Linked DNA regions of Homo sapiens: region 1 is linked to region 2. A link is an interaction called in ENCODE POLR2A ChIA-PET data of the cell type or tissue named here. Cell type or tissue: PC-3. All regions are shown on one strand.

Region 1 (5,000 bases), 590 kb before region 2:
CCCTCCTAAAGAGGGTAACTGAAAACAGCAACGTAAGTTGTCTCTGTCCAAAGCAAGACTCTCTGTGAGAATTGTCAAAGGTTCATGAACAGAGCTGGCCACTGGTCCTCACCCATTTCCCTCTAATAATTGTGACTATAGCAGTCTTCTGTCCCCAGGTTTCACCCAGACTCCAGTTTGAGCCTTTAAAACTGTAGAACAGGGATGGTTCATGCAGAGGTCTGGGATGGAGTCTGTGAGTGACCACCAAACAGTACACAAAACTGTGTGTCGAATGTGTGCCCATTTATGTGGCTAAGAACAGTAAAGTCAGAATGCCTGGATTCAAATCTGTTTCTTTATTATGACCTTGTGGTCAAGTCATATAACCTCTCTTAGCCTTAGTCTCCTCATCTGTAAAATAGGGATAGTAACCATACTAACTTCGTAGAGTTGATGTAAGGATTAGGATAGACAAAGTGCCTGGCAAAGTGCTTGGTGCTTTGTAAGTCCTCAGTAAACACTGGCTGCTGCTGCTGTTGTAATCATTAATAAGACCTGCACAGTAGGGGCCTTAGAGTTCCTCAAGTTCCACCATCTCATTTGACAGATGCCAAATTAAGGTCCAAAGTGGTTAAGGGATATACTCAGAGGCCCCAGCTGGTCAGTGACAGAACTGGCAATGGGCCCTTTGGTATTGCTGTTTTAGGTGCAGTCACACCAGGTAACCCTACCGGGCAGTTGTCATCCCCTCAAGGCAATAACCAGTGGATCATCAAGAATGACACCTGCATGTGCCACATCACAGCACGTGTATAAAAAATATTTAAGCAGTGAATAAATGAGGCCACATAAGGTAGTGCTTAGGTGTTTTGTGCATAAGTGGTGGTAGTCAGGAAAGACTGCCTAGAGGAGGTGATGCTGAGTCCTAAAGGATGTGAGAGGGAGGGAGGGAGGGAAGAATGGAGGAATAGGGAGGGAGGGAAGAATGGAGGAAGACGGAGGGAGGGAAGAATGGAGGAAGAGGAAGAGGAAGGGAAAGGAAAGGAGGAAGGAAGGAAAAGAAAAAAAAAAGGAAGCACCAAATACAAGTGGATCAGAGTACTATGGGAGCACATTACTCCTGGCAGAGGCTGGAGGCAGGGGCTAAGCAGAGGGGTTTAAACTTTACCCTTACAAGGATTCTAAACAGGGAAATTATAAGACTAAACTCATTTAGGAAGATCATACTGGCAGGGATTTTAGAGGATTTTGGTGGGGTGTGAGGGGACAGGCAAGGGAAGAGCAGTGGGGCCGGCCAAATGGTAAAGAATCTTAAATTTAGTTTTTTGGCGTTTTTTGGTTGTTTTTTAAAAGACAGGGTCTCACTCTGTCATCCAGGCTGGAATGCAGTGGTGTGAGCACAGCTCACCTGAACCTCTGGGCTCAAGCAATCCTTCTGCTTCAGCATCCCAAGCAGCTGGGACTATAGGAGCACGCCACCACACCTAACTTTTTTTTTTTTTCTTTTAAAGAGAGAGGATGTCTCACTATGTCGCCCAGGCTGCTCTCAAACTTCTGGCCTCAAGTGATACTCCTAACTCAGCCTCCCAAAGGGCTGAAATTAGAGGGATGAGCCACTCTGCCTGGCTAGCATTTTATAATCAATATAGAATCCTTCGGAGAGCAACTTGTTAATAACTATTCCAAAAAAATGCACATATACTCTGACTTATCAGTTCTAGAATGTGCCCTAAGAAATCACATGTGCAATGACATATATGAAAGATATTCATGTATTGTTTGTAAAGGCAAAAGACTGAAGTAACCTAAAAGTTCATGAAAGGGGAGTATACTTAAATAAGTTATAGTACACCCAATATAATGGAATACCGTACAGAGGTTTAAAAAGAACAGGGCAATTCAACCTGTGCTAATATGGAATGACTTCTAAAATTAGTATGTGAAAAAAATAACCTGGGTATATGCATGTATTTTTGAAAGACAGACACACACACACACCCCTATAAGCACGGAAAAACTCACCTGGAATAAAGCATAAGAAATTGGTAACTGCCGGGCACAGTGGCTCATGCCTATAATCCCAGCACTTTGGGAGGCCGAGGCGGGTGGATCACAAGGTGAGGAGTTCAAGGCCAGCCTGGCCAAAACGGTGAAACCCCGTCTCTACTAGATATACAAAAATTAGCCAGGTGTGGTGGCGGGCACCTGTAATCCCAGCTACTCAGGAGGCTGAGGCAGGAGAATCGCTTGAACCCAGGAGGCGGAGGTTGTGGTGAGCCGATATTGTGCCACTGCACTCCAGCCTGGGTGACAGAATGAGACTCTGTTTCACACACACACACACACACACACCAAAAAAAAAAAAAAAAAAGAAATTGGTAACTAATGGTCGCCTTCAGGGAGGGGAACTGAGTGGTTAACGGGGAAGGAGAAAAAAAATTTTTAACTGCATATATTCCCTTTTACTATATTGAGTGTTGTACTTTGTACATGTATTATCTATTCAAACAAAATGTTAAGTTAATGTAGCAAGGCCTTCCTATAGACCACTTGTCTCCTCTCTCAACAAACTGCCATTAAAACAAATCCCAAAAACCTAATTGCTCCCTCTACCAGGAATAGAGTCATTTTAGGGGCTCAGCACAAGGGTCATCTAGAGGAATTCTTTCCTGACACTTCACACCACACCCACCTCCAACGTAGAAATGACCCCTTCTTACCCTGCTATGACTGTACCTTTAACAGGTTATTGTATCTATTTGTTTATCTGTCTCACCACACCAGGCTGAGACTTCCTTGAAGGCAGGGACAGTGAATTACTCAACTCGGAATCTTCAATAGCCAGCACAAGGCCTGGCATCTGACAGGCAGGTAGCAAAGGTCTGCCAAAATCATGAATACTGTGGGGAGGAGCCGGTATGGAAATGGAGCAGACAAGATGTACATGTATGAGTTCCTGATCAGTTTTAGGTTTTTTGTTTGTTTTTGGTTTTGCTTTGCAGGAATAGCTGGCTCCTCCCTTACTGCTTAAGCAGCTACCTGAGTCGAGGAACCAATTCCATCCTGAAGCCTAAGACGGGACAGGTGCAGAACAGACGGGGTGATGGAAATGAGGGCTTTGCAAAGAAAAGATAAATAGAAGGTAGTCAGTGGGGTGTTTATATGTAAGGCTAGGCCAAGGGTTACTGCTTCAGAAATAAAACAGAGGAAAGCTAACCCCTAAATCTCCAAAGTATTGCCCAGAATGGGAGAACCCAGCTACTGTGGAGAAAGGGCCACAGTATAAATCTAATCATTTTAAGAAATAATCTGCCTTGAATATAGAATTTAAAAAAACAAGACTTGTCCTTGGATTGTGGCTTTAGTACACCAAGCAAAAAAAAAAAAAAAAAAAAGTTTCACTAGGTATTCATTATCCCTAGAGAAATACTGAGGCTAAAACTTTGTTTAAACAAAAAGAATCCATTTCACTTCAGTATTCCTTTGGCATGTTAGTGACTACTCCTCCTAATTAAAAAAAATTATCACTGAAGAGGAACCTAGAACTAAGCATCAAGTTCAAAACTAGCACTCGGCCATCCTCACAAGGAATATCACATCTGAACTTAGAGCTGAGACAGAGGAGAGGGCCTCAATGACTCAGTCCCACCTCCGCCACCAGCCAGGGAGCTGGTCATGAAGGCTCTCTGCCTTCTGTTTCCACATCTGAAAAAGGCTCTAAGGCCACAGAATTCTTCACCGCTTCTACCCTTCTCTTGCTGTAATCCATCTCTTACCCCAATAGCCGGCTTTCCTCTTCAAAACACAGGTAAGGAGAGTCACCGTTCTGATTTTATTTCTTGGGAACTAGTGCTGCTGCCCCAACACCTGGTGGTAGCAGGAGGCCTCAGCTCGACCGTCAGCCCCAAAAGGGCAGCCTCTCCCACCTCTGTAAACCTAGAATATCAACAGCTGGGTGACTGCCCTACTGAATGTGATGTCGTGGACACTCACTTCCTGTCCGTAAGTTCCTCCAATGAGGAAGAAAACTGCCCTCAAGCCACAGCTCTGACCTTGAGGAAGTCACTTACTTCATCTCTGCCCCTGTTTCCTCATTTGTAAAATGGGGCTGTTACTTGCTTTGACTATCTCCGTAGACTCTGTTGAGGCTCAAAAGGAACAAAATATGAGGAAATGCTTTGTAAACTAGAAACACCTGGGGCTTATGTTTATTGTCTTAGCCAGAAGCCAAGACAGCAGAGGGCTGAGAAATGATGACACGCACGGTGGGCTTCTGGTAAGGGCCTGCAACACAAGCCCAAAGTTCACATGGTTTACTTGCTTGTTGTTGCCACAGATGCTTCCAAGTTAACCCAAGAGCCTGCTAATAAGTTTAAAGGTGCCCTGGAGTCACCTTCAAAAATGGCTCTGGCCTTGGGAGGCAACAGCAGCAGCAGCTAGGGCCAGCCAGGAAACAGCCAGGGCCCAGATCTCCTCAGTCCACGTGCCTGGGGCCCACCCCTGCTGAGAATGCCATAGTCCTGCTGAAGGTGCAAGGTCATCTCACACTATCAAACACTATCAAACACTTCTCCTAAAGGCAAGAGGGGTCTGATTCAGTCAAGCGTGGCTCCCAGGTGCTGCGTGGGTAAAGTCAGACTCCGTTTACATGTAATTTTTATTTTTATTTATTTATTTATTTATTTTTTCCGAGACAGAGTCTCACTCTGTTGCCCAGGCTGGAGTGCAGTGGGAGTGGCACAATCTTGGGTCACGGCAGCCTTTGCCTCCTGGCTTCAAGTGATTCTCGTGCCTCAGCCTCCTGAGTAGCTGGGACTACAGGCGCACGCCACCATGACTGGCTAATTTTTGTATTTTTAGTAGAGACAGGGTTTTGCCATGTCAATCAAGCTGGTCTCTAACTCCTGACCTCAAGTGATCTGCCTGTCTCGACCTCTACATGTAATTTTTAGAACAAATTTTTTCCTAAACCATGGCTCCTCTGTCCATTAGTTAAGAGAGGGAACTGGGATGATAAA
Region 2 (5,000 bases):
CTTTCATTCATTTCATCATCTGATTTTTGTTTCCTTCTGTTTTCCCAGGTGGCATTGGTAGGGTGGTCAACGGAGCCTTCATGGTGCTGAAAGGGCATCGATCTATTGTTAACCAAGTCCGATTTAATCCCCACACCTACATGATCTGCTCTTCTGGTGTAGAAAAGATTATCAAGGTGAGGCACCTTCCCCTTCTGTCCTTTTAGAGAAATTCTCACAATTTATAATTAGAAGAAACTAGAACAATTTATGTAGGACCTCATATTTAAACATACTAAAGGTCTATCAGAATTCTCAGATTTTAACATATTACAAAATATTAGAAAGCTGATATTAAAAAGTGATGCCAGGCATAGTGACAGTACCTGTAGTCCCAGCTACTTGGGAGGCTGAGGCAGGAGGATCACTTCAGCCTAAGAGTTTGAGGCCAGCCTGGAGAACATAGCAAGACATCATCTTAAAAAATAAAATAAAAAATAAAAATAAATAAATTTTAAAAAAAGAAGAAAGAAAGGTGATTTAAAATGCTCTTTTCAGAACCATTTAGTTTTTCATTAAAAAAATTTTTTTAGAGACAGGGTGTTGCTGTGTTGCCCAAGCTGGATTCAAACTTCTGGGCTCAAGCGATCCTTCTGCCTGAGCCCCCCAAAGTAGCTGGAACTACAGGCATGCACCACTGTACCTGGCTTGGAACCATTTTTTTAAACTAATCACTAGGCTTTGAAACAGAGGTTGTCTTCTAGACACTACCTTGTATGCTGCAACATTTTCAAAAGCCTTTGGCCTTGAGTATAATGTATTCTGTTTTCCAAACCTCATCTGGAGGTTAGGAGAGCCACTATGCCCTCAGTTACTTTGTATGTACTTTGCATTAATTGCCATCCTAATATGGCATGGATAAAACTACTGATTGCCAGAATCATAGTTAAATTGTCTCAGGATATATCACAAAAACTACTGCATGTGGTTGTAATTGAGGCTACTTGGGTATGAATACTAAATACTTGGATCATTTGCACATTGGCTGAATGAACTCACCTCTACCAGGAAATGTTTTTATAACTGCAAAAGTGGGTCCTAGCCTGGCCTGTGTCCACAGAAGGATGACCCACTGCCCATCACTTGTATTCCAGTTGCTAGTACCATTTTTTCCACATCTGAGAAAATGAGAATTCACGGTAAATGATTAATTCTTGAGGTCCCTGAGATAATGACTTTTAAGTAAGAATAGGTGATGTTCCTGCCAAAAGCTAAAATACCTCGATTTTGCCTGGGTGTGGTGGCTCACACCTGTAATCCCAGTACTTTGGGAGGCTGAGGCAAAAGGATCACTTGAGCCCAGGAGTTTGAGACCAGCCTGGGCAACATAGTGGGACGTGGTCTCTACAAAAAATTTAAAAATTAGTGTATACCTGTGGTTTTAGCTACTTGGGAGGCTAAGGCTGAGGGATTGCTTGAACCTAGGAGGTCGTGCTACAGTGAACCATGTTCCCACCACTGCACTCCAGCCTAGGCAACAGAGTGAGACCCTTGTTTAAAAAAAAAAAATCCTCAATTTTTTTATTAAAATGACTTTGAAAACCTGAGAGTTTTCAGAGAAAAAAATAAAAATTGTGATTATTTTATTTCATAATTTTCATTTTCTTTTGTTCTTAAAAAAATAACTATCCAGAGCTAAATCAAATTGTACTTCATGGCAGGGGGCAGCTGTCAGAAATAAAATATTGAGGCCAGGCGTGGTGGCTCACGCCTGTAATCTCTACACTCTGGGAGGCCGAGGCAAGTGGATCAGCTGAGGTTAGGTGTTCGAGACCAGCCTGGCCCAAATGGTGAAACCCTGTCTCTACTAAAACTACAAAAATTAGTCGGGTGTGGTGGTGTGTGCCTGTAGTCTCAGCTACTCAGGAGGCTGAGGCAGGAGGATCACTTGAACCCAGGACGCGGAGGTTGTAGTGAGCCAAGATTGTGCCACTGCACTCCAGACTGAGTGACAAAGCGAGACTCTGTCTCCAAAAAAAAAAAGAAATATAATATTGGCATGTAGGTCAGTATTTTTATTTGCCCTTAGTCCAACTTCCTTGATTTAGGCTTTGCTGGTCTTGTGGATCAGAGCTGACTTTCATTGCAGCACACATTTCCCCGTGGGGCTAGAATGAGGAAATCATTTTTACTTTTTCGTTTTACAGATGATGAGATTTAAATTATAAATTAACTGTCCAAGGTCACACAGCTAATTGGTGGCAAAGCTAGGATAGAGCCCTGCCCTTTGTTCTTCCCAGTCACCACCACATTTGCCATGCTGGTGGGAAGGCAGCAAGCATCCTGATTCTGCTGCTGGATTCTATCCTTTCAGTAGGGCAGTCATTGAAATGGCCCAGTCCCTTGCATTGCTTTCCCTTCTCCTTTGGCTGATGACTAATGGGTTGACTCTGTAACGTGTCCTCTCCGGGCCTGTTGACGTCATTCTGTTTCTCAGAGAGCTTTCTGCTTGGGTATCTCCTTTACAAGAGGAATTCCTGCTTGAGTGTGCACTCTGGGATGCTTCTGTGATAAATCTCCCTATTTATTGTTTAGTCAACTGAAGTCCTTGCCCTAAATGTCATATGTTGCAAACTAGCCAAGTTCTCAGAGGAAAAAGAGAAAAAAGTGTTTTATCTGTGAGGTTATCCAGACTGAACTATGGAGCTCACTGCTCCCTAGTTTGCATGGGATCTGAACCCTCTTCCACCAGGAGGCACATTTAGCCCTTTGAAACATTAAGTATGTACAGATGATCATAGTGAGAAGGAAAGCAAAAAGCTCTGGAGTCCTCAGCTTTGCTGTCTCACAGGTGTCATCCCCATTCACAGTCTGGCTGGGAATGGCATGGCACTAAGCATTGCAGGAAGGCAGGTGGTAAGGAGAAGGATGAGACCAATGGCCATGCTGGCCTCATCTCAATTGGAATTACTGCCTCACCCTGCACTTACGTTATCCTGAAAGGCCGCTGAGTCTCGACCCTTGGTTCTGTCTCCCATCTGGAAAGTGAGGGTGCTGACAGTGACTTACCACCCAGGAGTGCCTTGTGAATTACCTGTGCCTAACTCCTATTTTAATAAATGTCACTTTCCTGCCTGCTATTTCTGAGAGGATCAGTGGCTCAAAGAGCGTTAGCCACCACATTCTGGTCCAGCCTGAGACCTGCTTTTCTCTCTCTACTCCCCCTTCTTTCTGTCCTTGTCCTTTACTGCCACCTTCCTGGCTAGGAGAAGAGTCCCTATTGTCAGGGACAACACAGGGAAACCCCATCTCTATGAAAAATTTAAAAATTAGCCAGGCATGGTGGTGCCTGCCTGTGCTCTCAGTTACTCGGGAGGCTGAGGTGGGACGATCACTTGGGCCCAGGATTGAAGCTGCAGTGGGCCATGTTCATGCCACTGCACTCCAGCATGGGTGACAGAGTGAGACCCTTTCCCAAAAATAAAAGCGTATCATGATCACTTGTGTAACCCAAACACTTGTCACTTAATTGCTTTCCATTTTTATGATGTTTGAATAAGAATTGAACTGCATCCTTTTTCTCAGCAGCCCCTTAAGCTAAACTTCACTGTGCATGGAGAGGAAAATATTTGTCTCATCTCTCGTCTTGTCTCTTCACTTCTTCCTTTCTTTTCCTTCTTTTCTTTCCTTTTTTTTTTTTTTTTGAGACAGGATCTTACTGTGTCACCCAGCAGGCTGGAGTACAGTGGCACGATCATGGCTCACTGCAGCCTCAACCTCCCCAGGCTTAGGTGATCCTCCCATCTCAGGCTCCTGAGTAGCTGGGACTTCAGGTGTACACCACCACTCCTGGCTAATTTTTGTATTTTGTAGAGACGGGGTTTTGCCATGTTGTCCAGATTGGTCTCAAATTCCTGGGCTCAAGCGATCCTCCTGCCTTGACGTCCCAAAGTCCTGGGATTACAGGTGTGAGCCACCACGCCTGGCTCTTTCTCATGAACTTTGCCCGATTATGAGACATGTCTAGCCATATATATATATATGTATTTTTTTTCTTTTTTGAGACAGGATTTCGCTCTTGTCACCCAAGCTGGAGTGCAGTGGCGCGATCTCGGCTCACTGCAACCTTTTCCTCCTGGGTTCAAGCAATTCTCCTGCCTCAGCCTCCCGAGTAGCTGGGACTACAGGCACCTGTCACCACGCCCAGCTAATTTTTGTATTTTTGGTAGAGACAGGGTTTTACCACGTTGGCCAGGCTGGTCTCGAATTCCTGACCTCAAGTGATCTACCCGCCACGGCCTCCCAAAGTGCTAGGATTACAGGCTTGAGCCACCACGCCCGGCTGCCACATTTAACATGTAACAGGAAGTTGGTTTTTCATTGATTCACTTCTGAGTTGTTAACTTTCCAGTGTAAAGAGATTACCAATTTCACAAATGGTTGGAATTTATATATTAATACTAAGGATTAGGACCAAGATAATAGGAACGGTCAGTACTTATAATGTTCAGAAGTTTCTCTGAGGGTGGGTTTTAACATTCTGGTTGAGGCATTCAATTGCCAAATGAAAGAGAAAACATCACATTTATTGGTGTTGGGTATGGGCTTTGGTATCATTCTCATTTACACATATGAGAAACAGGCTTTCAAGTGTGAGGTCATTTGCTCAGGGCCACAGGAAATGACAGGTCTGGGGTTCCTACCTGCTCCCCTTACTGCTGAAGTGCTGTACTGTGTGTCTGGAGTGAAGGTTTTGTTTTGCTCTGAATCTTAGGATTGGATGAGACCCATCTAATTTACTGTTTAGAGGAAGGAGCTGCGCATCACCCACTAACTAGGAGTCAGTGGGAACCCCTACTCAAGACTCCTGCCTCTTAATCCTGTGTTTCACTCCATTACTCCAGGCTTCAGGAATGAACAGTCTACCTCAGCTTAATACATTCCAGAGCTCAAATGCAAACTAACTTTCAGTGTTATGACTTTCATTCCTGAAGGGAAAATGTAGGAGCTGGGTAGTAATA

Evidence for each region. Peaks named below come from ENCODE experiments on the same cell type or tissue, not always from the same donor. Only the 100,000 strongest peaks of a DNase experiment are listed, where the experiment ranks them.
Region 1: POLR2A ChIA-PET joins it to region 2 with 5 read pairs; 1 of 35 experiments calls an interaction of 5 or more read pairs at or near these places.

The regions. Positions count from the first base shown.
Region 1 is chr14:69,652,125-69,657,124 of GRCh38, reverse strand. The region is part of intron 1 of SUSD6 (sushi domain containing 6); the gene reads right to left. Among named protein-coding and RNA genes, the nearest start is that of SUSD6, 43 kb to the right of the region's middle. In PC-3, no CTCF peak of the experiment used is centred here; a DNase peak (open chromatin) is centred at 2,794; H3K27ac peaks cover 1,946 bases.
Region 2 is chr14:69,057,560-69,062,559 of GRCh38, reverse strand. DCAF5 (DDB1 and CUL4 associated factor 5) reads left to right here. Exons shown (of 9, transcript NM_003861.3): 8 at 49-176. Among named protein-coding and RNA genes, the nearest start is that of ACTN1-DT, 80 kb to the right of the region's middle. In PC-3, no CTCF peak of the experiment used is centred here; a DNase peak (open chromatin) is centred at 2,459; H3K27ac peaks cover 1,116 bases.